Linked DNA regions of Homo sapiens: region 1 is linked to region 2. The links are chromatin loops, found by intact Hi-C in ENCODE. Cell type or tissue: HCT116. All regions are shown on one strand. Links, peaks and the distances in the headings refer to the core of each region. The heading gives the core; the rest is flanking DNA. Region 1 has its middle 150 kb from the start of ZNF644. Region 2 overlaps HFM1 (helicase for meiosis 1).

Region 1 (16,141 bases), core at 842-8,841, 120 kb before region 2:
GGTCTGCAACAACCTCAATTCTTGCCTCCACAGGAGAAAGAATTGGACCAAGGGGCATGAGGCAGAAGGTGAGACCGAGGAAAGTATTAGAGCAGGAGTGAAAGCTTATTAAAAAGCTTTAGAGGCTGGGCGCTACTAGTAGCTCACACCTGTAGTCCCAGCACGTTGGGAGGCCAAGGCGGGTGGTGCATCACCTGAGGTCGGGAGGTCAAGACCAGCCTGAACAACATGGAGAAAACCCATCTCTACTAAAAATACAAAATTAGACAGGCCTGGTGGCACAGGCCTCTAATTCCAGCTACTCAGGAGGCTGAGGCAGGAGAATCTCTTGAACCCAGGAGGCGGAGGTTGCGGTGAGCCAAGATCGTGCCATCGCACTCCAGCCTGGCAACAAGAGCGAAACTCTGTCTCAAAACAAAACAAAACAAAAAGCTTTAGAACAGGAAGGAAAGGAAGAAAAGTATACTTGGAAGAGGGCCAACCGGGCAACTTGAAAGACAAGTGCTCAATTTGACCTTTTGACTTGGGATTTTATATGCTGGCATGCTTCTGGAGTCTTGCCTTCCTTCTCCCCTGACTTCCTTTGGGGTGGGATGTCCGCATGCGCAGTTGTCTGCCAAAGCCTGGGAGGGGATCATGCGCAGTGTGTTTACTGGAGTTGTGCGTATGCTCAACTTGAGGTGTTTTTGTTTTTTTTTTTCCCTTACCAGCTGAATGTCCCTAAGATCATATACCAGTTAAACTCCACCATTTTGCCTCTTAATGCGCACACTTGCGTTCACTCACGCAACTCCTGAGATCTTATCAGGAAGCTGCTGATTATTTTCAGGTTTTTTTCTCTCTATAGGGAGACTGCCTTGCCCTGGCGCCGGCTGCCACCAACTGTTATTTTAGAGAGACAGCGTAACAACTGCCTGACCACCACCTGATGGTCGCCTGGAATTCCTGGTGGGGTAGTGAGGCCCTCTCTTGCCCTGTTCATGTCTGATTCGCTACCTACTGTAACACTGCCACAGCCACTCATCAAAACCAAGTTGTATGAAGTGGCAGATTTCTCCTAGGGTGTCTGGCCAGCCATGACCTGCTCCTTTGGTCACCTCCCGAAGTCCAAGATGAGTTTCAAGAGCCACATGTCTATGAGACCCTCCTACCTGGACTTAGCTGACTGCAGCAGGAGGGACATGTGATCCAAGCTGGAGCACACAGAATCTCTCTCCTGGGATGTGGAGCTGAGAGACACTGAGATCAGGAGATGGGAGCTGATTCCTATTAATGACAGGTCTGGAGCGAAGGTCTGTACATCAGCGCTGTTAAGTTTCTGAGGGCTGTTCTGTTTTGTTTAAGCCAGTTTGTAGCGGGTTTGTGCAACTTGGCTAAAGAGCCTCCAGCACTTAGATTTGCTAAGCCAGGGAGTACCCCCCGGACCGTGTGGCAGTGGACTGAAGGAGACAGGAAGGCAAGGAAAGGCCCAGGGCAGGCGCTGCTACCGAAGGGCCTGGCTTGGGAGAAGGCTGCCGCTCCTGGCAAAAATGAGTCTCAGAAGAGTTTCTGGGTTCATTGACAATGAAATGCTGTCAAAGGACCCTCTGCTTTTCCTCGGAAACTAATATTCAATTTCTGGAGGCCTAGTTTTCTTCTAGAAGAGGCAAACTGCACATCTCATTTTAGGTGGTGGCTGGTTCTGGTATCATGGGCATGTTACCGCTTTTTACACAAAAGATTGCAATATGTGCAATGCCTGTCTGTGCTTTTGTTTTCTATGGTTTTGTTTTGTTTTAACATGTTTGATTTTTTTAAAGCTGTTAAGCCCAAGATTGGAAGCTCTCAGATGATCAGATCTTCTCTGGTGTCAGGATGCAAACACGCTAGTCCCTGCTTAAACAAGGCTCTAGTCTTTTCTTTGTATCTATTCCATCAGGAACTGCTGGAGATAAAAGCAAATGTCTTAGAAGAGCAAGTGTGATATGTGGTACGCTATCAGGAATAAATCTCTTCCTGCCAAGCAAGACTGTAAGGCAATCTGGAACCAGTTACTAAACAAACTTGTTTTATTTCAAAACAGAATCACCTGACTTACTTTTCTATTTATTTCTTGTCTTGAATTCTTTTTTGATATCAAGATGCTACTAATGAAACACAGTGGACCCGAATTTTCCAGGTGAATCGAGAGAAAGGGGTTTGTAAAAAGGACTTAAAGGGAAAGAGCCCTCATTTCCTTTAGATTTTGAAAGGATGGTGTTAACAGCAGAGGCTGAAAAGGTACCATGGAAACTTAGCCTGGGAAGGGAATGGAAGGGCAGGGAGAGTGACAGAAGGAGGCAGAGGAGGGAACTGGTGGTGTTCTGATGCCAAAAACCCCTCTCTTAGGTGTTGGCTTAAGGAGTGGCAAATACGCAATGCGTTATGCACTGATGTGCGCCGTGGAATCCGATGTCTGTGGGGCTGCTGTGCGGTGTGTGGGGCCCTCAGATGAAAGGGCACTGGAGAGTAGGCCTGTGCCCAAGGAACTTACTCTCAACTGTGCCACACCCAGGCAGGGACTTTGTGAAAGCCCTGGGGTGACTGACAGGTGATGGAGGTACCTGGTAGCTGTCTGTGTTGACCAGATAGTGCCCCAGCACCCTGGCTTTTCCAGGTGCTGGTGTCTTCCCAGATGAGGATGCAACATAAAAAAAACCTGGAGATTCCATTTGGCAGGGGAATCCATACATCCTCAGTGCAGGCACAAAGACTGCAGGTAGCAGGCCTGTGGTGAAGGGCCAGCATTTGTATCATGGTCCTGACATTTTCTCACATACTTGGTGTTGCTATTGTTGTTGTTGTTTTGTTTTTGAGACAGGGTCTCACTGTGTTGCCCTGTCTGCAGTGCACTGGGGCTCACTGTAGCCTCCACTTCCTGGACTCAAGCGATCTTCCTGCCTCAGCCTCCCAAGGAGTTGGGACAGCAGGCTTATGCCACCACACTCGGCTATTTTTTTTTAATTTTTTGTAGAGACAATTTTTTGTGTTGCACAAGCTGGTCTCAAACGCCTGGACTCAAGTGATCCTCCTGCCTCAACCTCCCAAAGTGCTAAGATTACAGGCATGAGCCACAGCGCCCAGCCTCTCACATACTTTGATATACAAGATCTCATAACACTCTGCAAAGAAACCCGGAAAGGAAGCTGCCAATTTTCCCATTCTACAAATGAGGATGTGGAGGCTCAGAGGCTGGCTGACCTCCTTAAAAGCTCTGAGCTGTTCAGCTGAGGAAGTAAGTCTCAAGTCCTGTTCATCTGACTCTATGGCAAGGGTCTGAAACTCGAGTGCTCAGGGGAGCAGTGGAGTCATTTCAGTGAGAGCAGCGGCCTGGAGACCATTCACACCGTCTAAAGGGGCAGCCCACGCTCAGTGCTAGCAGAGTGCTGCCATCCAAAAATGCAGGCCCAAAGCTGCTAGAACCTTCTGTTCTTCAAGAGAAACTACAATATAGATTTTTGTGTGAGAGCGCAATTTATTCAAAACAATTTATTTTTTAAAACTTTAAAAAAGAAAAACTTTGTGTGGCCCCAAACAACATGCCTCACTGCCCCGTCCCGCTTCCCTGCCAGTATGCAACTCCTGCTGTGGCACATTTCACGTTTATTGAGCACCTGCCATGTCCAGGAACTGTGCCGAGTGCTGGGGGACAGGCACAGCCCCTGTTTGAATGAAGCCTGCCTGCTGGTGCAGGGCTTCTCTATCCACGTCCACTCAGTCTATATCAATTCAGCTTCTATTCCTGCTCCTGGGCTGGCTGCTGTGGATGTTTTAAAAAATACCACATGGTTGTACAACAGTGTGCGCGGACTTAATGCCACTGAATTGTGCAGTTAAAAACAGTGAAAATGGTTAACCTTTACATTATGTATATTTTACCAAAATTAAAAAGTCAGTCTACAGAAGACACATGTAATTTTTATCCACAAGAAAGATAAAACCTAAATGAGAAGAGAGAACATAGTGCTATCAAATATTTCAGTTCAATAGACATTTGAGTCCCCATTGTGTATCAAGCACCATCTTAGGTGTGCACACAAAGTTAAGGAAGTTAGTTCCTGTCTTGAAAGTCACTTCCTACCCTGATGAGAGCAATGTCGGGAGCAGCCTTGGTTTTTGCGGTTAACAAGAGCTGCCCTTTACGGAATGCAAAATCTCTGCCAGGTCTTTAGTAAGTGTTTTATGTGCACCGTCAATCTCACTGGAGCCTCACAGCAAACCTATGGGGCAGATGCTAATACCAACCCCATTTTACAAAGGGGGCAGAAGCTCAGAGAGGTTTAGTAACTTCCCCAAAGTCACACAGAGTTAATAGGTAGAGAAGCCAGGTTTTGAACCCAGTTTAGAGTAAAGTTACTCTAAACCCCATGGGCAGAGGGATGCAAAGAGGCCTGGTGTAGCCAGCTCAGAGGGGATCAGTGTGGGCTTGAGAGACAGGAGCTCTTGAGGAGGCTGGGCCAGAGGAGCTGCAGGACCCAGGTGAAGGCACCACACCTTCAATCCAGGTGAGTCTCCTGTTACAAATGCAGGAGCAGGTTCACAGAGAAGGCCGTCAATGCTGATTCCTAAAGGATGATAGAGGGACAAAATGGGAACAACATTCTGGCCACACGGAACAGGGAAGAGGGGCCCACCGATGTCATTGAGCCCTTGGTGCCCACTGTGGCTCAGTGAAGGTGACATCACACGATGTAGGTGAACTCTGAGGGAGATGGCAGCTGTGGCGGGCCTTCATGGGCTTGGCGGGCCTCAGAAACTTTAGCACAGACACTCCACTGGGAACTGGACTGGAGGAAACTGCCAGGTACCACATGGCAGCTGAATGGGCTAAAACAGAAGAATATTGAAATAGTGAGAGAGTGGGCTTTTATGAGAGACTGGAGGTTCTCCCAACATGCACAGTGGAGATGAAGGCTGAGACGGGCAGACAAGATGACGTTAGAACAGGACCAGATCATATTGGGCCTTGTCAGCTCCAGGCTACAAATGCACATGTACTGTGGACGTGGGGGAGCAGCCTCAACGCTGCCTCAGGGGGTAAGAGGCTCCTGGACAAGGTAGAAAGGGGCCAGGGAAAGCCGGCCTGGCTATGTGGTGAACTCCGTGAGGTGGGCTGTCAGTCCACAACGCTGTGTCTAGAGAGACTTGGAAAATTCAAGCCTGGTTCGAGAGAGCACGGTCATGCAGAGCAGAACGTGGCTGTGGACATCCAGGAGGGAAGAGGGCAGCCAGGTCAGCCCCAGCTGGTGGGTTGAGTTTCGGGCAACACAGGGAAAGATCCCTGGAGGAGGGGGCCCGCTGGACTGGGCAGGTATGTCAGGGCTTACCGGTAACAGAAGCCAAAGTCCAGGAAACATCTAAGTCACACCTTAGCAGGCTGAAGGGGGGTTGTAGTGGAGGGAGGCTTTTGTGCGGAAGGGTGACCGTCTAGCACCAAGCTCAGTCCCAGATGGAGCAATGGCGATAAGGCTTGTTTGGGCGCCACCTGCTGGTAGGCTGCGGCTACTGTTACTCTGGCCCTGGGCAGGTCCACCTCAGATGGAGGCCAGGAGGGAATTTGTAACAGCACTCATGATGGGATTTTTACTATTTTAGTTTTGGTTGAGGCATGAATACAATAAATGCTAAATTCCAAAGGGGCTACTGTGCAGAAACTTCAAAGTAGTATTAAGAACAGGGTAAACACCTTTTAAATTCCTGAGCCATTAGGAAAAGGCAAAGAGGATTTGCAAAGAGAATTTTTAAAGTGAGAAGCTGTTAAATCCCTTCTCTCCCAGGGTTGGTGGGAGGGGATCTGTGGCTGCGCCCTGCATGAAGTCTGGAGAGAGACTCTAAGAAGAATACTTGGAAAGCTTGTTAAGTTTTTCCTGAATAAAAAGGCACTGGACTAAGGTCAGACTTCTGCCTAGAAAATCAGACAGGTAAGAAATGGGCTGGCCGGCTGCACCAGAAACCGAATTAAGGGGAGTTGGTTGCTGCTTCAGGCAGAGTTAGTAGAGGCAAAGCATGTGCATGCGTGCTTCCAGATGTGCTTGTGCAGAGAGAGAAAGGAGGGGGTTTTTCGTGATGGTGATTGTAGTTGTTGCTTTTCAAGGAAATGTCAGGTATTGATGAATTAACCAAGTATAATAAACAAATGCCACAAGATACGAAATATTTGTGTAAGTGACTGTCCCTATTTTATTTTTTTAGAAATAAAACTCCCAATCAAAATTCAAACAGCTCAACAATATACATTAGCAGAGAACGAATTTCCCCTTAATTGTATTCCCCACGCTGACCTTTAGGGCCTTTTCCAGCATTAATGCTCTCCATCTACTTTCTAGAGCACATTGTGCTTTGCAGCCAGCAGGTGGCAGCGCTCCACTGCTTTACGGGGACCCAGAAAATAAGTGGATTTGGGAGGCAAGTCCCATAGAGCAGAGAGCTTTGAAAAATCGTTTTCCTTAAAAACAATTTTTAAGTTTTCTAAAAAAAATCAGGAAAACCCTGTGATTTTGTTTTTTACCTGTTTAGAACTGGCCAGTTCCAACTACTGTGCTCTAGGTGAGACATTATTGTCCCTGAGCTCTGAGCTTTTGCAAGCAAGAAAGAAAGGTTTAGAAAACAAAGGGGCTATATTGGGTCCTGTGACTGAAAAGTCCAGAGGTCTGCTCTGTAGGGAGGAAGATCCCATTTTGATTCATTTTGATCCCATTTGATTCACCCCATCATCAGGGCCTTAAACCATTTTTCTGATGTTTTCTGCTTTCCACAGGCCAGCTTTGTTGTAGGCGTGCCTCCCTCATGATGGAAAATAGCTGCAGCAGTTCCCGGCCTCACATCTGCACATTTCACCTTCCAAAGCCCCCAGAAAAATGTTGCCATGAGCCTCAGTGGCCTGAATGGAATCACTTGACCATTCTTGTTTTGTTTTTGTTTTTGTTTTTGTTTTTTTGAGACGGAGTCTTACTCTGTCACTCAGGCTGGAGTTGGAGTGCAGTGGCACGATCTCAGCTCGCTGCAACCTCTGCCTCCCGGGTTCAAGAGATTCTCCTGCCTCAGCCTCCTGAGTAGCTGGGATTACAGGCACGCACTATCATGCCCAGCTAATTTTTGTATTTTAAGTAGAGATGGGATTTCGCCATGTTGGCCAGGCTGATCTGGAGCTCCTGACCTCAGGTGATCCACCTGCCTAGGCCTCCCAAAGTGCTGAGATTACAGGCGTGAGCCACTGCACCTGGCCACTTGACCATTTTTAAAGCAAATACTATGACCAGAGGGATACAGTTGTGCTTATTCACTTGAGCCTAAGCCTCATGCCCATTGGGTGCAGTAAAGTGTCCCCCGTGGGTACATGAGCTGTGTTGTGGTGACGGAATACCTGGATAATTAAGGATAGTTACCACAGAGTGAGGGATAGATATTTGGTGGCACATGTGGAACGTCATCGTGAGCCTGTTGCCATCGGTCTCTAGGAAGCCCTGTTGTTCACTAAGGAAGTGGTGAACCCAAGCATCACTCAGGGAAGCCAGCTGAACATCTTCCAGGTCTGTCCGCTCCGATCCATCCTCTACCAGTCAGCCCCCAAGTGACTGCACATTTGCACAGTTCCTCTGCTGAAAACCCTACTGGTGGCTCCCATTATCCAAGCTAAAGTCCTGTTCCATTCAGGAACATGAGTCCTATACCGTGGCTCCTGGTCTCTCTGGCCTCGTCACCCTCCCCTCCCTCTGGCACCTTAGCCTCCAGCCACACTGATCCGCTCGTTCATTCTCTCCACTCTTACTTGGAGGGTCTTTTCATTTTTTCCTCCTAGATTTACTTCTCTTCCTCCTTTCAAACTTAGCTCAAGTGTCAGTAACTCCTGGAGAGCACCTTCCACACATGCCCTGGGCCTGGCTTGGTGCCCTTGTCCTTGGCTTCCCCACAACCCCGTGAATACCCAAAGCATGGCTCTAACCACACTGTGTTGAGAAGATGTTCACTGTGTGCCTCCCTCTACTAAACCATGAGGTTCTTAGTGGCACAGGACTGTGGTAGGTTGGTAGATGCTCCAGGAGTGTCATGGAACTGCTGGAATACATCCTCAGTCCTCACTTATGCAGCACAGGACTGCATTGTCTGCATTTGGCTCTGGGAGGCAGGTAGTGGATTTTGCCTCTCAAGAACAGAACTCCCTCAGTCAACTGTCTTTCCCCTGGACCGCACGATTCATTGGCCTGAGTGATGTTGTAGGGTCCTTCCCTGTCTTAAAGTGTATGATTCTCACTGGCAGTAGCATTGGAGAAGCTGAAGAAGAGAGGACGTCCTGCTGATCTAAGGTGATGCCTCCCTGAGGGCCTTCCTCTATAGGAAGTCAAATTGGACCATCAGGGAACAGCCCCAATTTTTGGATCTACTGGATTCCTAGTGAATCATATAAACACCCGTGGTGTATAACCTTTCCCCTCAAAAGACATTTTCATTTTTCAGAGATTTCTAATTTTTTTTTCTTCTGGCTTCCTGGTTGACCTGCCAGGGTGGAAAGGACCCAGTGTTCTTTGTGTGTGTGTGTGTGTGTGTGTGTGTGTGTGTGTGTGTGTGTGTATACATATATGTCTATGTAGACATATATAGACATGTCTACATGTCTACACGTGTAGACATATATCTACATGTCTACACGTGTACACATATGTCTACATGTCTACACGTGTACACATATGTCTACATGTCTACACGTGTACACATATGTCTACATGTCTACACGTGTACACATGTCTATGTCTACACGTGTACACATATGTCTATATACACATATACATATATACATATACATATATACACATACATATATACATATATACACATATACACATATACATATATACATATACACATATACATACATGTATGTGTATACATGTGTATACATCTATGTATATGCATGTATGTGTATACATATATGTATACATATATACGTATGTATGTGTATATGTATATATACATATATACGTATGTATGTGTATATGTACATACACATATACATATATACACATATATACATATATACATAGACATATATACATATATACATATGTATATACGTCTACAGAGACATATATGTACGAATATACATATGTATATACGTCTACATAGACATATATGTACGAATATACATATGTATATACGTCTACATAGACATATATGTACGAATATACATATGTATATACGTCTACATAGACATATATGTACGAATATACATATGTATATACGTCTACAGAGACATATATGTACGAATATACATATGTATATACGTCTAGACATATAGGTACATATATACATATGTATATACGTCTACATAGACATATAGGTACATATACACACGTATATACGTGTATACACGTATATACATGTGTATATACGTGTATACACATATATGTATATATACGTATATACACATATATGTATATGCATTTATACGCATATATACATATACACATATGTATATATGTATATATGTATATATGTATGTATATATACATATATATACATACATACATATATACATATATACATATGTATATATGTCTACATAGACATATATGTACTATATATATAGTGTGTGTACACGTGCGTGTGTGTGTGTTGTGTATTTTTTTTTTTTTCAAGAGACAGGGTTCTCTGTTGCCCAGGCTGGTCTTGAACTCCTGGCCTCAAGTGATCCTCCCACATCAGTCTCCTGAGCAGCTGGGATTACAGGCAGGCACCACCAAACCCAGCAGACCCAGTATACTTTGAGTGAGCAGAGAGGTCAATGGAGTTGGGCCATTTGGAATGACATTACCATGATTAATAAACACAGCTCACAGTTTCTGAGTGCTCACTTTGTTAGCTATCATTTTTAACAATAATACATGCATTAAATCATTCAGTGTTTACAACATCCTACAAGGTAGGCACCAATATCATCCCCATTTTACAAACAAGGAAATGGATACAGAAAATTTAAATTTCTTACCTGAGGCCATGAAGCTAGTCAGTGACAGAGACAGGATTCAAATGCAGGCCTTCTGGCTTCCGTACCCTCAACCACTCTCCTTTACTGCCAATCTTATCCAGGCTGTGGAGGAAGGATGAGGGAGAGAGGCCAGTTTGGAAAGGGGCATCCAACCTCATGGGACTCATTCTACCATCGCTGCCACAGCTTCTAGCCCACAAGACCAAACCTAGTTCAGTTCTATCCCAGGAGTCTTTAAATCATAAGTACAATTATTATGTGTAAAATGCTTGCTATTAATTTACCACATTATAGATCTCAGAACACATCCCAAGCCTTACTTCATTAGAGACTGACAATGGCTCTGTGACATAGTTGTATTAGCCTCATTTTAGAGGAGGAGAGGCCAAGGCAAGGCTAAGTGACCACCCAAGGCCCCAAACAGATAGACAGAGAGCTAGAACTTGCTCCTATGTCACCTGCCTATGGACTCAGGGCCAACATCACACAATCTCTTCCTTTGCGGGTGAGGGCCTCTGGATTTCGGAAGTCTCCAGGGAAATGGGTCTAGGGTGTCTCATTCTTACTTACTCTTCCATTCCCCATCTCCCCCAGACAACACTCAGATAGTTGCTTCCCCAATTCACAGCCCCCTGCTCAGAGGGCAAGGCAGGTCTGAGGATGGAGATACCTGCCCTCAGGACTGGGGCAGCTTTGCACAGCTATCCGCCCCCCAACCCATGCCCATGTCCATTCTCTCAAACAGACCCTTACCCTTTTGCCTAGAATGTTTAAAACTCGATAGTTTATGCCTGCGAAGTCAGTAGAGGCCCTTGGCTGGTGGCCAAGTTTTTTCCCCATCATCTGCACAGGGCAGGACTTGTTGCTTTCAAGGGCTCCCTGTACCCTTCAGAGTCCTTCCTGGGTCTGTGGGCTTTCAGTGACATTATAACCTGAAGCGCTGTCCAAAGCCAGATCCAGACATCACCACCTTTTCCAGGGTCCATCAAGGACTCCTTAGAGATGGCATTGGGGTGGAAAGAAGCATGAAGGTCCTGCTTCCAGTCTTCCTTTTAAGGAGCAGACATTGATACAGTCATTCAAAGTGCTAAGGGAAGCACACTCCCAGGAAAAAAAAAAAGCCCTATTTACTTTACCAGAATCCCTGAGGCCCCAGCAAATAGCTCCTCTAAGTAAACCCAATAACCATCACTTTTTTACACAGAGACTTAGGCTGTAGAAGGAAGTTCAATGGAGTAGGCTATTTGGAAAGGCATTATTATGTCTAGTAAGAACAGCTCATATTTTTTGAGAACTCACTTTGTTAGCTAAGACTTATTGAGCTCTTACTAGCGCAAGCTATCATTTTAGCTTTTAGTTTATATAATAGATATATACACCATTCACTATTCATAACATCCTATGAAGTAGGCAACACTATCATTCCCATTTCATAGACAAAAAAAAAAAAAAACTTAAAGAAAGGTTCACTATCTTGCCTAAGGTTTTGAAGGTAGAAGGTAGGGTGAATAAGAGAAGCCAGAGGCTAAAATCAATCCCTGATCCATCCCCAGGCTCCCCAAGCAGGTGGACACATTCACCCATTCATCTCAAGTGCCTGCTGTATGCCTGGTAAGTGCCAAATTCAGGTCATACAAAGACAATAAGGCCTGGGCCAGACATCACCACCCCTTCTGGGGTCCATCGAGGACTCCTTAGAAATGGTATTGTAAGGAGCAGACATTGATATTTAGTCATTCAAAGTGCTAAGAGAAGCACACTCCATAAGTTCAATGCCCAATAGTGAAGACAAATATGTAAGTTATAGTATAGTGCTGAGAGAGAGGTAGGTGGGAAGTGTGTGAGAACGAAATGAGGAGTTCACTGATCAAGAAGCGTATTTCAGATGGCAGGAGTTGCTTGAAACAAAGTTCAGAGCCACCCCGCAAAAAGATGTCCTTCCTGGGGAACTGCTCGATGATGCATAGACTTGCTGGGCCCCCTTAGGCAGGGAGGGTGGCACATTTGCCAGATAGCTGGATCACCCCCCCAGACTCACAGTCACGGGCCAAATATCCAATCGACCCTTTCTGTGGAGATTCAATGTTGAGTGACGGGAAAAATGGGGAAATTGCCAGGAATCTTTCATGACAGTGTAAATCCAGCTTGCTGGGCTCTTAAAATGCATGCCGTGGCTTTCTGATGTTTTCCCTATGTCACAGAATTTACGAGTCTGATCTCACAGAGCAGCCAGAAAGCTCAGAGGCAGTTGATGATGTATGTGGACCGTCTGGCTCCTCTGAGAAAGGATTCAATTCTGTCTCTTAAAGTGATTTAATCCTAAATCTTAGGCTGGAACAAATAGAAAATGCAAATCTGTCTTCCTTGTTTAAGGATTTTGTATTCTTTGATAGTTTCAAAACAATCATGCAGAGAAAAAAAACATATCTTAACAAATATATCATGTTGGAAAGTGTAGATGCTTTGACAAATTACAAAGCCAACCAAGTCAGATACTTCCTTGTCAACTTTTGCTTCCAGCTGGCAAGCATTTAAAATAATATTCCAAGGAGGTTTAACATTCATGATTACATTGTTTGATTATTGCACTTTCTAGATAATGGTTTTTCAAAATTGTATCTTGCAGCTAAAAATTAAATAGCGACTTCTGGGTATGCATGACATTCTTTAATAAAATGAGACCCAATATAATATTCTCAGAGGCTGAGCAGTAATATAGAAGAGATTTACTGTAGTCCAAATGAGTGAGATCACTGATCCTATAGGATTCTTATTATTTTCTCAAGCTAAACTCCAGAGAATGCTGGGAATGGAGCCACAGACTCTGTTCATGTCTAGCAGGATCCTAGATGGGCTTTCCTTTTCTACATGGATATCTAAAGAATTCTTGGGGTCTTTGGGCTGTGGAAAAATGCCTTTTAGGAGAAAGCTGTGGACAAAGTTGTTTATTTGTGTCCACTAACAGTGGACACAAATTGTAACAAACGAATCATTCTGGTGAGGAATGTTGATAATGGGGGAGGCTAATTATGCACATGGGTTGGGGCAAGGGGTATATGGGAACTCTCTGTACTTTCTGCTCAATTTTGCTGTGAACCTAAAACTGCTCTTAAAAAATATATACACCATGCAAGCCTTCCCTGCCAATGCAGGCAGCCATGGCGCCGCCGGCACTGCATTTTCAGAACGATCCCTTCTTCCTGCTCTACTGCAGTTTCTGCAAGCTCCTACCCCTTGATTTTGCTTCCTGCTTGTCTCTGGATCAGGATGAAGGATGTTGTCCTTCCTTCCTTCAACCCATGTTTGTGGAGATTCTGATATGTGGCAGGCACTGGCTTACATTTGGATTCAAGCTTTGATCTGGCTACGCTTCAAGGACCTTAGCTTAGATTCAGCCTTAAAACAGTCCACTTTGAGTAGGTCCCAGGTAAGTTTGGGCACAATAGTAGGTCTGATGGGCTTTTCCATCTGGAATATTTATTCAATAAGAAAATCATTCACAAATGTGCTGGAAAGTATGGAGCTGGCTGGATTCCCAGAGTGAAAACGTCCTGGGTGGTGCGTGCATCCTGTGTTCGTGCATCAGAACAAAGAGACAGAGGAATCTGGGGATGGACTCCATGGAGTGTTGGCAGCATGCTGACTCGCTGGGCTTGCCCACCTCCCTCAGTCAGGCGAGGCTGGGCTAAGCGTGGCAAGAAACAACTGCAAAAGCTTAGTGGCTTAACACAATAAAAGCTATTCTTCATTCACACAAGGTCCCCTGTGAATATCACAGGTCAGGCAACTTTAAGTCATGAGTTCAGGGGTTCAGCTCCTGACATGGCATGTGGTTCTGACTTCTCAGAGTCCTTTGCTCCAGGAACATAGCTAGCAAAGAGAGGGACCGCAAAAGAGCTTGCGGGGCATTTTAGGGGCCAAGCCTTGAAGTGGTATACACGTTGTGCCCACATTGGATAGAACCCAGTCATACCGCCCCTCCTAACTGCAAGGAGGCTGGGAACAGAGGAACCTGTGGTCTCAGTGAACACGAGCAGTCTCTGCTACACATAGTAGGGAGCCACTTCTGCTGGGGACAATTTTAAAGCTCAAAGATCGATTTTCATACTTTCCAGGGAGTTTCTCTTCCATTTATCAGGTCTTTTGTTTTCTATGTCCAGCATCATTAAATCAAAGCCCCTTCAGCACAGGTGTCCTGAATGATTCACCTCCTGCCCAGAACCACAGGACAGCCCTGTACAGTAGGGTAGGAGTGCACGGGGGACAGCCTCTTCATTTGTCAAGAAATGGATACTAATAATGCAAGAAATGCAACAACATATGCAGCAAGAATTCTGTAAAGGGAACTAACTAGTAAGGAAGTCAAAACCACCCTATTATTGTGGGGACCCACAAATAAACCCAGAGGAAATGGCATAACTTGAGTTGTGTGTTAAACTTAAATTTTCTGATCATTATTTACAATTATTTGTCACTAAAGTTCTGTTGTACTAAGTCATTTTAGAAAAAGTTATAATAGCTAAGTGCGGTGGCTCACACCTGTAATCCCAACAGTTTGGGAGGCCAAGACTGGCTGATCTCTTGAGCCCAGGAGTTCAAGACCAACCTGGAGAACATGATGAAACCCTGTTTACACAAAAACTACAAAAATTAGCAGGGCATGGTGGCACGCACCTGTAGTCCCAGCTACTCGGGAGGCTTGAAGTGGGAGGATTGCCTGAGGTGGGGAAAGTTGAGGCTGCAGTGAGCTGTGGTCGTGCCACTGTCCCCCAGCCTGAGCAACAGAGCAAGACTCTGTCTCAAAAAAAGAAGAGAGAGAGAAAGTTATAATAATGAACTCTGTTAAGCTTAAGGGAAAATACAGATATTTCTCTTTGTTACTTTGGGTCATTACATTTTCATTCAAAAGAATTTTGTCACTAGAGATCTCGAAGCAAAGGCTACAAAGAGGAAGTGTGTGTGCATGTGTTTTCACACTTGTGCTGTATACAGGTAACTGTCAAAGTCCAACTCCTTTTGTAGTCTCAAGTATGTTATGATGATGGTGCCCTTATTTGTGTACTTGGGGCGTTAGTAAGGTACTCTCTCACCTCACCCTGCTTCCCTGAGAACCAGAAATAAGACTGCCCTTTGAGAGCCAAACAACAAGATCAATATCAGAAAGAATCGAAGTTTCTTGATGAAGGCAAAATGGCTCCAGGGCCTCTAAAACTCCACTAGCAATCCAGGGAAGAGGTAACATAGATAAAGGAAGAATATGCCCATTAGAAGAAAAGCTAGTCAGCTTTGGCAGCTTAGAGGAAGGAGAGGTGCCAGGGCATGTGCTAGTGGCACAAGCAAAAGGGCCTTGAATCCCAGTGCAAAGGAATTGCGGCTGGATCCCAGAGGCCGTGGGAAATCAGGGAAGAGAATCCCACCCTATAGAGGTTCCTACTTAATTACTGATTCTTGACTATAAATGGTTATCATATATGCTCAAATATAAGATGAGGATTTTGTTTTTAAGTATCCCTTGGTAAAGAGGTAGTAGCCTTACTTTTAAGACTGCAAAAACGTTTTCCTGAGAATGCTTTCTTGATTATTGTGAATAGCAGAGTGCCATTTGGGGAAGATTCACTTAAAGGAAGTTAAAGGAGGTCAAACTCAACAAACTGAGTCACTCCCTCTCATTGGCAAAAGTATCCTTAATGTGAAGATGAATGAATGTGCGGGGTAAGGCCAATTGAGTTCCAGTCTTCTAGCCCCAGTTAGTTCTATTGCTCAGTGGAAGGACTGAGCAGTATTAGTTTTATTTCACTAAATGTTCAAGTCATCTAACTTTTCTTTTTCTGATGATACACTTCCCCAGGAGTCTTCTGATCATGACTTGGAGTGGGCTTCAGGAAAAGAATGTGCTGGTCATGTAGACTTTGGAGCATTTCAGCCCCTTTGACAGTTACTTCTCGTTGGTAATTAGTACCCTGGCATAGTCCTTTTATCCTTCAATCTCACTCCTTAGCTAATGGGTCTCTCTCAGAAAAATGGATCTACTCTTGGTATGTTTTCTAAGTTCTGAATCTGCAAGGCTGAAGTCCAACCTAGCTCATGGACAATTGACAAAGGCAATGAAGTCCACCAGTCAAGGCTTCCCAGCAGGTGGAC
Region 2 (16,141 bases), core at 3,537-11,536:
TATTTAGCTATCCCTTCCTACGATCATTCTGGTGCCTGCCCCTCCATCCTTGGCTTATCCTTCAGGTCCCAATCACATCTATTAGGAATCCTTTCTTGGTCCATCAAATGTGGATTGAGTACCTTTTCTGTCTAAACTTAACTGTGTTGTACTTCTGTCACAGAATCACTCATCACACTATATTAAAAAAGCATGTTTACTTACTTGTATCTCTCACTCTACTACAAATTCTATGATTGGGAATAAGACTGTCTTAATCGTCACTGTATCTTAGCACTTTGGCATATTCTTGGTGCTCAAAGAAGATGGAAGGAAAGAAGAAAGATTTAGAAGAAAAAAGGAAAGAAGAAAGAAGGGAAGATGGATTATGAATAATGGTAATATTCTTAGTCAAGCCCACAAGTAATTCTATAGTACACTGTGGATACCTAATTGACAGACAGAACAAAGAATATTTATATACGTTTAACTACAGAACAATGGGAAAAATGTTATTAAAACTAACCTTCAGACGTTTAACTGGAGGAACAGATGAAACAGCATTCCTGTTTCTTAAATCAGATAAATATGAAGAAATTGTTGACTCTTTAATTTCTGACTTCTGTGCAACTCCAATTTTACCTATGAAAAGAAACTTCAGATTCTTTAGGTTAAACTTCAGATCTTATTCTTATAAAGTCAAATTTCTTTAAAATTTCAAATCTAGTATTTACTTTTTTCATGTTGCCCACAGAGAGAAAATTATTTGCATTATTAAGTTGCATAATATAAATATCATACATAATTAGGATGTCATTACTATCCACCAAAGACCTTTCAATTTTGAACACTTTAAATAAACTTGTTTTAAGGAACTCACAGCAGTCATGTCCACATGTATGTTTACTTTTACAAAGATGATTGCATTCTCGGTTCCCAGGTTTTTTGCTGGCAGTCGTTCCTAAATTAATATAAGAAAAACAAATCCATTTGTCACTACATTTATTATTGTTAATTTAATATAATTAATTTTTATCCAGTTTCCTTCCTTTCAGACAATACAAAAATATTGATTTTTATACTTTCTCAAGTGTTTTGTAATCCACGTAATTTTTTTTTTAATAAAGAGATAGGGTCTTGCTATCTTGCCTAGGCTGGAGTGCTATGGCTATTCACAGGCATGATAATTAGTATTACAGCCTCAATCTCCTGGGCTCAAGAGATCCTCCTGTTTCAGCCTTCCAAGTAGCTGGGACTACAGGCACTTACCACCATGCCTGGTAATTTTTAAAACATATTTTTGATAAGTTACTCCCTGCCCCACTATTACTCCCAACAAGAAACATCTAGCCACCTACAAGCTTCTCTCAACCTCCCTGGTGTGTGTGTATAATCTCCCTGGTGGGTGTGTGTGTGTGTGTGTGTGTATACTTTATATATATATAATATATATACTTTAAATATGTATAATATATATACTTTATATATAATATATATACTTTATATATATACTATATACTAATATATATAATATATACTATATATAATATATACTAATATATATAATATATACACTATATATAATATATACTAATATATATTATATATACTTTATATAATATATACTAATATATATAATATATATACTTTATATATAATATATACTAATATATATAATGTATATACTTTATATATAATATATACTAATATATAATATATATACTTTATATATAATATATACTAATATATATTATATATACTTTATATATATAATATATACTTATATATTATATATGCTTATATATAATATATACACTAATATATAATATATATACTTTATATATTATATTTTATATATACTTTATATACATTATATTATATATATATAAAATAGGGCCAAATATGGCCACATATCAGTAACTTTTTTACTAAATGAGGTAAGAATGAGGGTGGAGTTTAAAAACACTTCTGTTGCTTTGTACTCAAGCCTGAAAAACCTGTAAAGAAGTAAACATTATGGCATTTTGATGGTACTGCTGACAGAAGTTAGTAAACAAGATGTAATACATATTTAATACATATTAGAAATAAATGCTTTAGGGATCTAAGAAATTAGCTATATGAATTTACAGGAAAGAGAGATTGTTTCCATCCTGACTCCTCTAAGTTAGAATTAATATATCTAAATATATGATTTACTCTTAATTTATTATATTTTAAATCAGCTTTTTCTTGATCTTAGCTCTCACTAGTAGCACGGGGAAGGAGAGAGATGTTTGAACTGGTCCTTGAAGGACAGATGGAAATACGAACATGAGAATGAGACAAAGGGAAGATATTCCAGGTGGAGGGCAAATACCCAAAAGCAGCAAATCACCGATTGTAAGAGCTGAAATCAGCTTATTTTTGCTGCAGCATAGATTTTAAGTGAACCAGAAATGTTGGAGATAGTGGAGAGCTTGAAAACTTTACAACATTTCTTGGTACTTTACTCTTCATTTTCGGTACCATTGTTCAGTCAAGCTTTCCAAGTCATGGCACGTCTAGACAGTGATAATATACATATTGCAGCCTAGGGTAAATGGATGAGGCTGCTCAACATATGAGGCAACGGCTGGTCCTTAGAGCTGAACAGATCAATGTATTGGGTACTGATAAGGTAAAAAGAAAACACCTGGGCGGCTGGAAGCTGACAGCTAACCACAGTATTCCCAATTGAGCAAACAATTTTGAGAATATAAATACCCAGATAAGGCCACTCTGTGACCATAGTAGAAGAAGACAGAGATAAGACTACCATGTAAATGTTTCTGAAACTAGAGAAAAGAACTCTCAAGAAACATAAAAAATAATGAAACATCCCCCTCTTCTGGCTAACACAGATGACTACTATTTTTTAAATCCTCTCACTTCCAAAAAAAAAATGTACCAAAATATCCAACATCTTACTTCCTGAGAGCATCCAATCTAGAACTGATCTCTGCTTTCCCTAAACCTTCCTAAGAGTCACCCAGCACAAGCTGAAATCCTATAATAAGATTCTGAAATCCTATAATAAGATTCTGAAATCCTATAAGAAAATCCTCCTGGCTCCTTGAGATGACCCACAGTTCTGTGGCTATGGTGCTCTCCTTTGCTGCAGTATGTTAAATAAACCTAACGTTCCTCAGACCCAAGTGTGTTCCTATTAGGCACTGACTGAAAGGCTTTGACTTTAAACTTTGTAAAGTGTGTCACGACTTATTGTTTCAGGTGTTTTGTCCCAAGTCATGGTCCTGTTACCTCTCACTTAGATCAGAACTGGTTTCTTTGAATCCAGTCCTCCATGATACAATTTATTCTACACATTGTTGCTTATTTAATACTTTTAAAGTCCAATGCTGATCAGACCAATTTGCCCACTTAGAAACATGAGTTACTTCCTACTGCCAGCAAAATCAATTCCATCTTCAAGGTCCTGCATGATCCAATTCCAGCTTCCCTTCCTGGGACCCATATTAGCCCTACATCCATCAAAACACATTCAATTGCCATTCTTCAAATAGTTCCATGCCTTTTTATAACTGTAGCTTTGATACTATCTCTTGTCTTAGAAGACCCTCATTTCCTTGCCCAACAGATGCCTACCAACCTTCAAGTCTGACTCAAATGGCACCTCTGGGTTGGAGGTCTATGGTGATCACCTGATCTGATTTCCCTCTCCTTTGGGCCCCTGTGGCATTTTCTCTGTGCCTCTTGCTTACTGTATGCTGCCTTATATTGAATGTATTTACAGAAAAAACATAGTGGTGAAGTACAGGGAACACTAAAATAGAAAAAAAATGAGCTCTAATATAGGCTCTTATTTGGGAAAAAAGATTTAATATCTGTTCTGTTTACCTCACAGAGACGTAAAAATAAAATGTAATTTAAGTATGTAAAAACAATTGACAATTAAGTGATAAACAAATATATTAATGTATATATTATATCCGCTATCTCTACTATTACATCAATCCAAGATTAAACAAATAAATTTTAAACTAAAATTGTTCTGAATGCTGTGAAGGAGTGGTACATCATGCTATGTGGTAACAGGTGAAGCTGTTCTGGTCAGGAACGTTGGGCTGAGCACTGAAGAAAGAAGGGAAGTTAAGAAGGCAAAGAAGGAGGAGAAATTAGAGTTCAGGCAGAGGGGATAGCATATGCTAAAGCTCTATGACAAGGAAAAGCATGGCACATTGGGGAAACTGAAAGGTCAATATGACTGATGCTAGCAAATATGAGAAAGTATGTAAGATGAGACTATAGTGGTAGTAAAGGCAGCCTATGTTTGTAGGGGAACAGTTCCACCATGGCACCATGGCAATTGCATATCTCCATATAGGCCATGTAGGTAAGACTCAACTGTTGGCAGAATGCCCCATGATCATCCTTAAAAATGGCAAGATAGGTAGTCTTGTGAGGAGCTATCAAAGGCCATTTCACATTTGCTCCATACCTTGCAGAAGACCCTCGATCTTGCAGAAGACTTGCCATGCGGCAGTTTCTCATCTGCCTCCCTGATTCCACTAAGGTATGGAACTTTCCATTTTGCCCCTTTCAGATAAAACTGCTTAGCTGAAGCCTAGAGTTCACTTCTCAAAAACAAAGCAACCCACCACTCATGTTGTCTGTCATCTGACCCCCCTAGTTTGGTATCATCCTGTGGAATTGGGGATGTAAGCAGCTAATACCATGCTGATCTTGCTTTGCCATCTGTGTAAGTAATAAACTGTTTAAATCCATTAGGGTGTCCTTACCAGCCAAATCTACAGAAGTGAGGCAAGACCACATAGCAGCTACCACTACATTGCTGCTTAGGGACTGGTTGACCATGTGACCATATAGAACCTTCTAGGGGATGCTAATGATTTAGATTCTAAGAGCTATGGGAAGCCACTGAAATGTTTTAACCGAAGAGGGGGCACAATCAGATCTGCATTGTGAAAAACGTCACCATATAGAGTGTAATATGGAGAACAGATTTGAGATAAGACAGAAAGGATGCAAGAAAACCAGTACAAGTCTAAGCAGAAATCATGGTAACTCCAGAGTGGTGGTGGTAGTAGAGTTACAGAGAATAGACTGATTTGAGAGATATACAGAAGGTAAAAATATTTTTAATGCAGAATCAAGTGGAGTGGTTTTCTTTCTTGAGCAGCATATTGCTTCCCCTGAAGTTTTGCAGCCTTCCTTTTTGTCTAGCAATATCCATCTTGTTTCTTTAAGTTCACTCAATAGTTGAAGGGTAAAAGCAAATACATGGGAATACCTCACCCATTTATTCCCCCCTCATCAATGCCTCCTTCCTTGAACCCTCTATCTGCCTCCTAATGCAATCTAGACCTGTCCTGTAACTGTCACCTTTGAACTTCCTTTCATTAAGTTCCTGGGCTGAATCTACTACAAATGGATTCTTGGGCTTTTTCTTTCTTGTTTTACTGGTGCTCAATTTTGAGCAACTGCCTAAGAAAGGATGTATAAGAATAAAATTTTCTGAATCTTTGAATGTATTAAGGCATCTTTATATTACTTTCATACTTAGTAGTTTGGCTGGGCATAGAACATAAGGTTGAAAATCATTTTTCCCTTGGAATTTTATTTTTTATTATTACAGTTTTGGAGACAGGGTCTCGCTCTGTCACCCAGGCTGGAGTGCAGGTGTGAGACCACAGCTCACCGCAGCCTCGAACTCTTGGGCGCACGCACTCCTGCCTTCTCATTCTTCCAAGTAGCTGAGATTACAGGCACAAACCACTGTGCCTGGCTTCCCCCTGGAATTTTAAATCAATTGACTTTTAGCATCCAACATTGCTCACTAAAAGACTATTACATTTTTAAATTTTTGTGCCTCGTAAGCATTTACAATTTTGTCTTTATCCACAATGTTCTGAAATATTGCAATTAGCTTTATTTGTAGACCTTTCATTCATCCTAACTAGCATTAAGTAAGACTTTTTAATGTGAAGATTTCTGTCTCACTTCAGTTCTGAAAACGTTTCTCAAATTATTTCTTCTGATTTGTTTGTTCTTTCTTGAACACTTATAAGTTAGATACTGGGTTCTTAAATTGCCCCCCTTTTCTCTTATATTTTCTGTCTCCTTGACTTTTTGCTTTCATTGAGAAGGTATTGACTTTATGTTCGAGACCTCCGGTTTTCCTTCCAAACATAATTTTTGCTTCTCTGTGCTTGCTCTGGTTCTTTTTATTTTAAAATGGCATCCTATTCAGTTTTGTGGTTGCAATTTAATCTTTAATTTCTCGGACGTTACTAAAGTTTTATATTAGGTTTTATTACATTCCTGAATTATCCTGTTGCTCTTTCATCCATTTTCTATTTCCTTATTTTGGACTTTCACACATTCTACATTTTCCTAAAATGTCTCATCACCCTTGGTTGTCTGCCTATAAGGTTCCTATTATATCTCCATTTCACCTATGAGAAAATTAATTCTTACAGAGGTTAAGTAAGATGCTCAAGACTATGCTGTTAGTAAGTAGCAAATTTGAGATTCTAATTCAAGGTAGTCTAATTCCAGAGACTGATCTATCAACAATTCTCTCTCTAGTTGTACCAGTTGCTTTAGCTCTCCCAGAGGATTCATTTAAGTTATTTAGAGAAGGAACCTTTGTTTTGAGGTGGGAAGACTTGGAAGAAAAGCTTTGCAAGTTGCTGTTTTAAAATGAAGAATAAAGAGTTGCCTTTGGGTCTTAAATACTAAAGAACTTCTAAAAAAGATGCATGTCTAAACGCTGCCACAAGGTGGTGCACAATGACTAAGCACATTTGCTCCCAGTGGCAGCAACTAGGATCTGGGACTCTAATTAGAGAGATTCCGAGGGCTCCCAAAAATTTCAAGGCAAAGTTGGCAAGTCTTGTCAGGAATGAGGACTGTATGCAAGTTTTGTTTGTTTGTTTATAGAACACTAGCACATGGATACTACCTGACGAAATCTTTTTGCTGTATTTTTGTTACGAATGGTACTTTGAAAATAAAAGTGCTCCCTTTACCCTGCCGCCCTCCCTACCTCCTGAGAATTGTCTGAATTTATCTTATTAGCAAATATAAGCTTACAGATATTGGTAATTAGAAAGATAAGGTTCTCAGAAAAAAAATAATCTAAGCTGTACTCTTCTGAGAAAAAGTCTGGCTCTATCACCTAGGCAGGAGTGCAGTGGCACCATCACGGCTCACTGAAACTTCAGCCTCCCAGGCTCAAGTGATCCTCCCAACTCAGCCCCCTCAGTAGCTGGGACTACAGGCATGCACCACCACACCCAGCTAATTTTTGTATTTTTTGTAGAGACAGGGTTTGTAAAGACCAGCCATGTTGCCCAGGCTGGTCTCGAACCTGTAAGTTCAAGCAATCCACCCACTTCGGCCTCCCAAAGTGCTGAGACTACAGGTGTGAGTCACTGTGCCCAGCCTAAGCTGCACTCTTAAGTATACTCTAAAGATAGCAGATTCCATATTCCATCACTGTCATAATCTGAGGTGCAAATATTTTCATAGTTTTGCCACATATTGTATTAATTTACATGTTATAAAGTCTCTAGTTCCAAGCATTTAAAGTAAATTTATTAATAATATCAAATAGAAATGTATTGAAAGAAAATACTTAAAATTACTTTAACAGAGTCATTAACAGGTGGCGGGGCAAGGGTCACTTCTTTAAAAAAAGAAGTCCAGACAATAAATAAAAAATAGCAAGAATCTCTGTCACACTTAGCATAACTTTCTAATTATAAATTCAAATAATTTGGTCTGTGCAGAAGCTACTGGAGTATTTTTTTAGTATTACTTTCACTTTTGCAGTTCTCCATTTATGCTAATCATAGATTTATGCAATTCATGGTTTTACTTTTTTTAATGATGAGAGAGTCTCCTTTTCATTTTTCTGTCAAATATTTTACTATCATTTTGTTATTTATTTATGCAGAAAAGGAATACACTGAACTGGAGTCCTTGATTTTGCAACTTAATGCACATACACACCAAAGAATATAAAGAAAAGTAGACTGCCTTTTAACTAGTATTTAAATGTACACACAATGTGCCTGAGGACTGGCTTTATCCTTGTATTCATTCAACTACATTAATTATTATTATTATTATATTATTATTATTTTTTTTTTGAGATAGAGTTTTGCCTTTGTTGCCCAGGCTGGAGTGCAGTGGTGCAATCTCAACTCACTGCAACCTCCGCCCAAGGCTCAAGTGATTCACCTGCCTCAGCCTCCCGAGTAGCTCGTATTACATGGGATTACAGGTGCCTGCCACCATGCCCAGCTAATTTTTGTATTTTTAGTAGAGATGGGGTTTCACCACATTGGCCAGGCTAGTCTGGAATTCCTGACCTCAGGTGATCTGCCTGCCTTCGGCCTCCCAAATTGTTGAGATTACAGGTGTGAGCCACTGTACCTAGCTCCAAGACATTCATATTCAGAATAATACTGCAAATGAAGATAAATGTATTAATGTCAAATAGATTTTCTTCAAATTAAGCAAAGCCTGTAATTCTTATTTAGAATGCATTTAAAGGATAAGAAGTTTAAATGCCTAATCTTCATATACTGAGAGCAGGCCTGAAAATTTTTTAATTTTTGTTTTTACAACTTAAAAATATGTCTCACATTGCCATATATTAAAAATAACAAAAATGTTCTTCCTCAAATTATACAAGAATTTTATCTCTTGGAACTATAACCATATGTGAGAAACTGCAGCTAAAAGAATGTTTTCAAAAAGTTTGATATGGTTTGGCTGTGTCCTCACCCAAATCTCATCTTGATTTGCAGCTCCCATAATTTCCACATGTTGTGGGAGAGACCTGGGGGAGATAATTGAATCATGGGGGCAGTTTCCCCCATACTGTTCTTGTGGTAGTGAATAAGTCTCACAAGATTTGATGATTTTATAAGGGGTCTCTCCTTTCGGCTGGCTCTCATTCTCTCTTGTCTGCCACCATGTAAGACGTGCCTTTCACTTTCTGCCATGATTGTGAGGCCTCCCCAGCCACGTGGAACTGTGAGCCCATCGAACCTCATTTTCTTTATAAATTACCCAGTCTCAGTTATGTCTTTATCAGCAGCATGAAAACGGACTAATATAAGTTGTAGAAAGCATGAAAAGAATTTTTCATTATTTTATATTCCCTAAGGTGCATGTTTTTGTTTTTATATATAGTCCTATAATTTGATGATATACAAAATTGAAACATTTGTTCAACTTGAAAGCATATTTGGAAATAGCCATTTAGCAATTATATTCTCTGAACTAAATATCAGTTTGTATCATTTAATAACACCATTTGACAAGGGATTAGAACAACTGAAATTTGGATTGTTTTGAAAAGGCCCAAATTTGGTGTCACAGCCTTAGTAGGGTAATCTATTGCCCCTTAATTGTGTCAGTTACTAAGAAAGAGTGTATGTATGTTAGGTTTAGAGGTATAATTGTGTATCTTTATCCAGGGATATATAAATTTGCATATAAAAATTGAATTGTACAATACGGATGTGCATAAGTTCCTAAGATTTGGATGATTACATACAGTAGCCCCCTTCATCCATGATTTTGCTTTCCACAGTTTCAGTTACCCAAGGTCAACTCTGGTCCGAAAATATTACATGAAAATTTTCAGAAATAAATATTTCATAAGTTTTAAATTGTACATCATTCTGAGTAGCATGATAGAATCTCAGGCTGTCCCACTTCACTCTGTCCTGGATGTGAATCATTCCTTTGCCCAGCATATCCAGGCTGTATATGCTACCCACCCCTTAGTCACTTGGTAGGTGTCTCAATGATCAAATCGACGGTCATGGTATCACAGTACTTGTGTTCAAGTAACCCTTGTTTTACTTAGTAATGGCCCCAAAGCACAAGAGTAGCAATGCTGGCAATTTGGATGTGCCAAAGAGAAGCTGTAGTTTCCTTTAAGTGAAAAGGTGAAAGTTCTTGACTTAATAAGGAAATTATATATATAGAGTTCAGTACTACCCACAACAGAGAAATATCAGCACCCCTAGAAACTATCTTTCTGTCCTATTCTAGTCAACTTTGTCAAGAGTAATCTTTATCTTGACTTTTAACAGCACAGATTAGTATATTAGTTTTCTAGGGTGGCTATAACAAAGTACCACACACTGGATGGCTTAAAACAACAGAAATTTATTCTTTCACAGTTCTGAAGATTAAAAGTCTGAAATAAGTTGCTGGCAGAGCCATACTCCCTCTGAATTCTCTAGGAGAGGATCCTTCCTCAACTCTTCCAGTTTCTGATAGCTCTAGACATTTCTTGGCTTGTGGGAGCATAACTATAATCTCTGCCTCTGTCTTTGCATGGCTGTCTTTCCTCTGTATTGGTATTCTTATGGAGTTTTCTTGGTGTCTGTGTCTTTTTGCCTTTTCATATAAGGACACCAGTCATATTGGATTAGGATGCAGTCATATTGGATTAGGGTCCACCTTAACTTGATTATATCTGTAAACTCTATTCCAGATAAGATCACATTCACGACCGAGGAGCCAAGATGGCCGAATAGGAACATCTCCAGTCTACAGCTCCCAGTGTGAGCGACGCAGAAGACGGGTGATTTCTGCATTTCCATCTGAGGTACCGGGTTCATCTCACTAGGGAGTGCCAGACAGTGGGCACAGGTCAGTGGGTGCAGTGCACCGTGCGCCAGCCGAAGCAAGGCGAGGCGTTGCCTCACTCGGGAAGCGCAAGGGGTCAGGGAGTTCCCTTTCCTAGTCAAAGAAAGGGGTGACAGACGGCACCTGGAAAATTGGGTCACTCCCACCCGAATACTGCGCTTTTCCGACGGGCTTAAAAAACGGCGCACCACGAGATTATATCCCGCACCTGGCTCAGAGGGTCCTACGCCCACGGAGTCTCGCTGATTGCTAGCACAGCAGTCTGAGATCAAACTGCAAGGCGGCAGCGAGGCTGGGGGAGGGGTGCCCGCCACTGCCCAGGATTGCTTAGGTAAACAAAGCAGCCGGGAAGCTCGAACTGGGTGGAGCCCACCACAGCTCATGGAGGCCTGCCTGCCTCTGTAGGCTCCACCTCTGGGGGCAGCGCACAGGCAAACAAAAAGACAGCAGTAACCTCTGCAGACTTAAATGTCCCTGTCTGACAGCTTTGAAGAGAGCAGTGGTTCTCCCAGCATGCAGCTGGAGATCTGAGAAGGGGCAGACTGCCTCCTCAAGTGAGTCCCTGACCCCTGACCCCCAAGCAGCCTAACTGGGAGGCACCCCCTAGCAGGGGCAGACTGACACCTCACACGTCCGGGTACTCCAACAGACCTGCAGCTGAGGGTCCTGTCTGTTAGAAGGAAAACTAACTAACAAACAGAAAGGACATCCACACCAAAAACCCATCTGTACATCACCATCAGCAAAGACCAAAAGTAGATAAAACCACAAAGATAGGGAAAAAACAGAGCAGAAAAACTGGAAACTAAAAAGCAGAGCACCTCTCCTCCTCTAAAGGAACGCAGTTCCTCACCAGCAACAGAACAAAGCTGGACGGAGAATGACTTTGACGAGCTGAGAGAAGAAGTCTTCAGACGATCAAATTACTCCGAGCTACGGGAGGACATTCAAACCAAAGGCAAAGAAGTTGAAAACTTTGAAAAAAATTTAGAAGAATGTATAACTAGAATAACCAATACAGAGAAGTGCTTAAAGGAGCTGATGGAGCTGAAAACCAAGGCTCGAGAACTACGTGAAGAATGCAGAAGCCTCAGGAGCCGATGCGATGAATTGGAAGAAAGGGTATCAGCGATGGAAGATGAAATGAATGAAATGAAGCGAGAAGGGAAGTTTAGAGAAAAAAGAATAAAAAGAAACGAGCAAAGCCTCCAAGAAATATGGGACTATGTGAAAAGACCAAATCTACGTCTGATTGGTGTACCTTAAAGTGACGGGGAGAATGGAACCAAGTTGGAAAACACTCTGCAGGATATTATCCAGGAGAAGTTCCCCAATCTAGCAAGGCAGGCCAACATTCAGATTCAGGAAATACAGAGAACGCCACAGAGATACTCCTCAAGAAGAGCAACACCAAGACACATAATTGTCAGATTCACCAAAGTTGAAATGAAGGAAAAAATGTTAAGGGCAGCCAGAGAGAAAGGTCGGGTTACCCTCAAAGGGAAGCCCATCAGACTAACAGCAGATCTCCCGGCAGAAACTCTACAAGCCAGAAGAGAGTGGGGGCCAATATTCAACATTCTTTTTTTTTTTTTTTTTTTTTTTTTAGTATTTATTGATCATTCTTGGGTGTTTCTCGGGGAGGGGGATTTGGCAGGGTCATAGGACAATAGTGGAGGGAAGGTCAGCAGATAAACATGTGAACAAAGGTCTCTGGTTTTCCTAGGCAGAGGGCCCTGCTGCCTTCCCTAGTGTTTGTGTCCCTGGGTACTTGAGATTAGGGAGTGGTGATGACTCTTAAGGAGTATGCTGCCTTCAAGCATCTGTTTAACAAAGCACATCTTGCACCGCCCTTAATCCATTTAACCCTCAGTGGACACAGCACACGTTTGAGAGCACAGGGTTGGGGGTAAGGTTATAGATTAACAGCATCCCAAGGCAGATGAATTTTTCTTAGTACAGAATAAAATGGAGTCTCCTATGTCTACTTCTTTCTACACAGACACAGTAACAATCTGATCTCTCTTTCTTTTCCCCACATTTCCCCCTTTTCTATTCAACAAAACCGCCATCGTCATCATGGCCCTTTCTCAATGAGCTGTTGGGTACACCTCCCAGACGGGGTGGCGGCCGGGCAGAGGGGCTCCTCACTTCCCAGACGGGCCGGCCGGGCAGAGGCGCCCCCCACCTCCCGGACGGGGCGGCTGGTCAGGTGGGGGCTACCCCCCACCTCCCGGATGGGGCAGCTGGCCGGGCGGGGGCTGCCCCCCACCTCCCGGATGGGGCGGCTGCCGGGCGGAGACACTCCTCACTTCCCAGATGGGGCGGCTGCCAGGCGGAGGGGCTCCTCATTTCTCAGATGGGGCAGCCAGTCAGAGACGCTCCTCACCTCCCAGACGGGGTGGTGGCGGGGCAGAGACACTCCTCAGTTCCAAGACGGGGTCGCGGCCGGACAGAGGCGCTCTTCACATCTCAGACGGGGCGGCGGGGCAGAGGCGCTCCCCACATCCCAGACGATGGGCGGCCGGGCAGAGATGCTCCTCACTTCCTAGACGGGATGACGGCCAGGAAGAGACGCTCCTCACTTCCCAGACTGGGCGGCCGGGCAGAAGGGCTCCTCACATCCCAGACGATGGGCGGCCAGGCAGAGATGCTCCTCACTTCCTAGACAGAGTGGCACCTGGGCAGAGGCTGCAATCTCGGCACTTTGGGAAGCCAAGGCAGGCGGCTGGGAGGTGGAGGTTGTAGCGAGCCAAGAACACGCCACTGCACTCCAGCCTGGGCAACATTGAGCACTGAGTGAGCGAGACTCCGTCTGCAATCCTGGCACCTTGGGAGGCTGAGGCTGGCAGAACACTCGCAGTCAGGAGCTAGAGACCAGCCCGGCCAACACAGCGAAACCCCGTCTCTACCAAAAAATACAAAAACCAGTCAGGCGTGGCGGCGCGCGCCTGCATCCCAGGCACTCGGCAGGCTGAGGCAGGAGAATCAGGCAGGGAGGTTGCAGTGAGCCGAGATGGCGGCAGCACAGTCCAGCCTCAGCTCAGCATCAGAGGGAGACCGTGCAAAGAGGGAGAGGGAGACGAGAGGGAGAGGGAGAGGGAGAGGGTCAACATTCTTAAAGAAAATAATTTTCAGCCCAGAATTTCATATCCAGCCAAACTAAGCTTCATAAGTGAAGGAGAAATAAAATCCTTTACAGACAAGCAAATGCTGAGAGATTTTGTCACCACCAGGCCTGCCCTAAAAGAGCTCCTGAAGGAAGTGCTAAACATGGAAAGGAACAATCGGTACCAGCCGCTGCAAAATCATGCCAAAATGTAAAGACCATCGAGACTAGGAAGAAAACTGCATCAACTAACAAGCAAAATAACCAGCTAACATCATAATGACAGGATCAAATTCAAACACAACAATATTAACTTTAAATGTACATGGACTAAATGCTCCAATTAAAAGACACAGACTGGCAAATTGGATAAAGAGTCAAGACCCATCAGTGTGCTGTATTCAGGAAACCCATCTCACAGGCAGAGACACACATAGGCTTAAAATAAAAGGATGGAGGAAGATCTACCAAGCAAATGGAAAACAAAAAAAGGCAGGGGTTGCAATCCTAGTCTCTGATAAAACAGACTTTAAACCAACAAAGATCAAAAGAGACAAAGAAGGCCATTAATCAATGGTAAAGGGACCAATTCAACAAGAAGAGCTAACTATCCTAAATATATATGCACCCAACACAGGAGCACCCAGATTCATAAAGCAAGTCCTGAGTGACCTACAAAGAGACTTAGACTCCCACACATTAATAATAGGAGACTTTAACACCCCACTGTCAACATTACACAGATCAACGAGACAGAAAGTCAACAAGGATACCCAGGAATTGAACTCAGCTCTGCACCAACCGGACCTAATAGACATCTACAGAACTCTCCACCCCAAATCAACAGAATATACATTTTTTTCAGCACCACACCACACCTATTCCAAAATTGACCACATACTTGGAAGTAAAGCTCTCCTCAGCAAATGTAAAAGAACAGAAATTATAACAAACTATCTCTCAGACCACAGTGCAATCAAACTAGAACTCAGGATTAAGAATCTCATTCAGAACCGCTCAACTACATGGAAATTGAACAACCTGCTCCTAAATGACTACTGGGTACATAACGAAATGAAGGCAGAAATAAAGATGTTCTTTGAAACCAACGAGAACGAAGACACAACATACCAGAATCTCTGGGACACATTCAAAGCAGTGTGTAGAGGGAAATTTATAGCACTAAATGCCCACAATAGAAAGCAGAAAAGATCCAAAATTGACACCCTAACATCACAATTAAAAGAACTAGAAAAGCAAGAGCAAACACATTCAAAAGCTAGCAGAAGTCAAGAAATAACTAAAATCAGAGCAGAACTGAAGGAAATAGAGACACAAAACACCCTTCAAAAAATTAATGAATTCAGGAGCTGGTTTTTTGAAAGGATCAACAAAATTGATAGACCGCTAGCAAGACTAATAAAGAAGAAAAGAGAGAAGAATCAAATAGACACAATAAAAAATGATAAAGGGGATATCACCACCGATCCCACAGAAATACAAACTACCATCAGATAATACTACAAACACCTCTACGCAAATAAACTAGAAAATCTGGAAGAAATGGATACATTCCTCGACACATACACTCTCCCAAGACTAAACCAGGAAGAAGTTGAATCTCTGAATAGACCAATAACAGGAGCTGAAATTGTGGCAATAATCAATAGCTTACCAACGAAAAAGAGTCCAGGACCAGATGGATTCATAGCCGAATTCTACCAGAGGTACAAGTAGGAACTGGTACCATTCCTTCTGAAACTATTCCAATCAATAGAAAAAGAGGGAATCCTCCCTAACTCATTTTATGAGGCCAGCATCATCCTGATACCAAAGACGGGCAGAGACACAACCAAAAAAGAGAATTTTAGACCAATATCCTTGATGAACATTGATGCAAAAATCCTCAATAAAATACTGGCAAACCGAATCCAGCAGCACATCAAAAAGCTTACCCACCATGATCAAGTGGGCTTCATCCCTGGGATGCAAGGCTGGTTCAATATACGCAAATCAATAAATGTAATCCAGCATATAAACAGAACCAAGACAAAAACCACATGATTATCTCAATAGATGCAGAAAAGGTCTTTGACAAAATTCAACAACACTTCATGCTAAAAACTCTCAATAAATTAGGTATTGATGGGACGTATCTCAAAATAATAACAGCTATCTATGACAAACCCACAGCCAAAATCATACTGAATGGACAAAAACTGGAAGCATTCCCTTTGAAAACTGGCACAAGACAGGGATGCCCTCTCTCACCACTCCTATTCAACATAGTGTTGGAAGTTCTGGCCAGGGCAATTAGGCAGGAGAAGGAAATAAAGAGTATTCGATTAGGAAAAGAGGAAGTCAAATTGT

The links. Peaks named below come from ENCODE experiments on the same cell type or tissue, not always from the same donor. Only the 100,000 strongest peaks of a DNase experiment are listed, where the experiment ranks them.
Region 1: it touches region 2 in a loop (8-fold over the local background); 25 of 110 quality-filtered maps call a loop at or near these places.

Annotation. Positions count from the first base shown.
Region 1 is chr1:91,159,944-91,176,084 of GRCh38, forward strand. No RefSeq gene overlaps it. Among named protein-coding and RNA genes, the nearest start is that of ZNF644, 150 kb to the left of the region's middle. RefSeq lists an enhancer at 5,274-5,423. In HCT116, for the core only: CTCF peaks have their summits at 5,524 (motif pointing left) and 6,376 (motif pointing right); DNase peaks (open chromatin) are centred at 5,518 and 6,358.
Region 2 is chr1:91,276,123-91,292,263 of GRCh38, forward strand. HFM1 (helicase for meiosis 1) reads right to left here. Exons shown (of 39, transcript NM_001017975.6): 31 at 860-940; 32 at 506-621. Among named protein-coding and RNA genes, the nearest start is that of HFM1, 120 kb to the right of the region's middle. RefSeq lists a silencer at 13,512-13,726. In HCT116, for the core only: a CTCF peak has its summit at 6,773 (motif pointing right); a DNase peak (open chromatin) is centred at 6,779.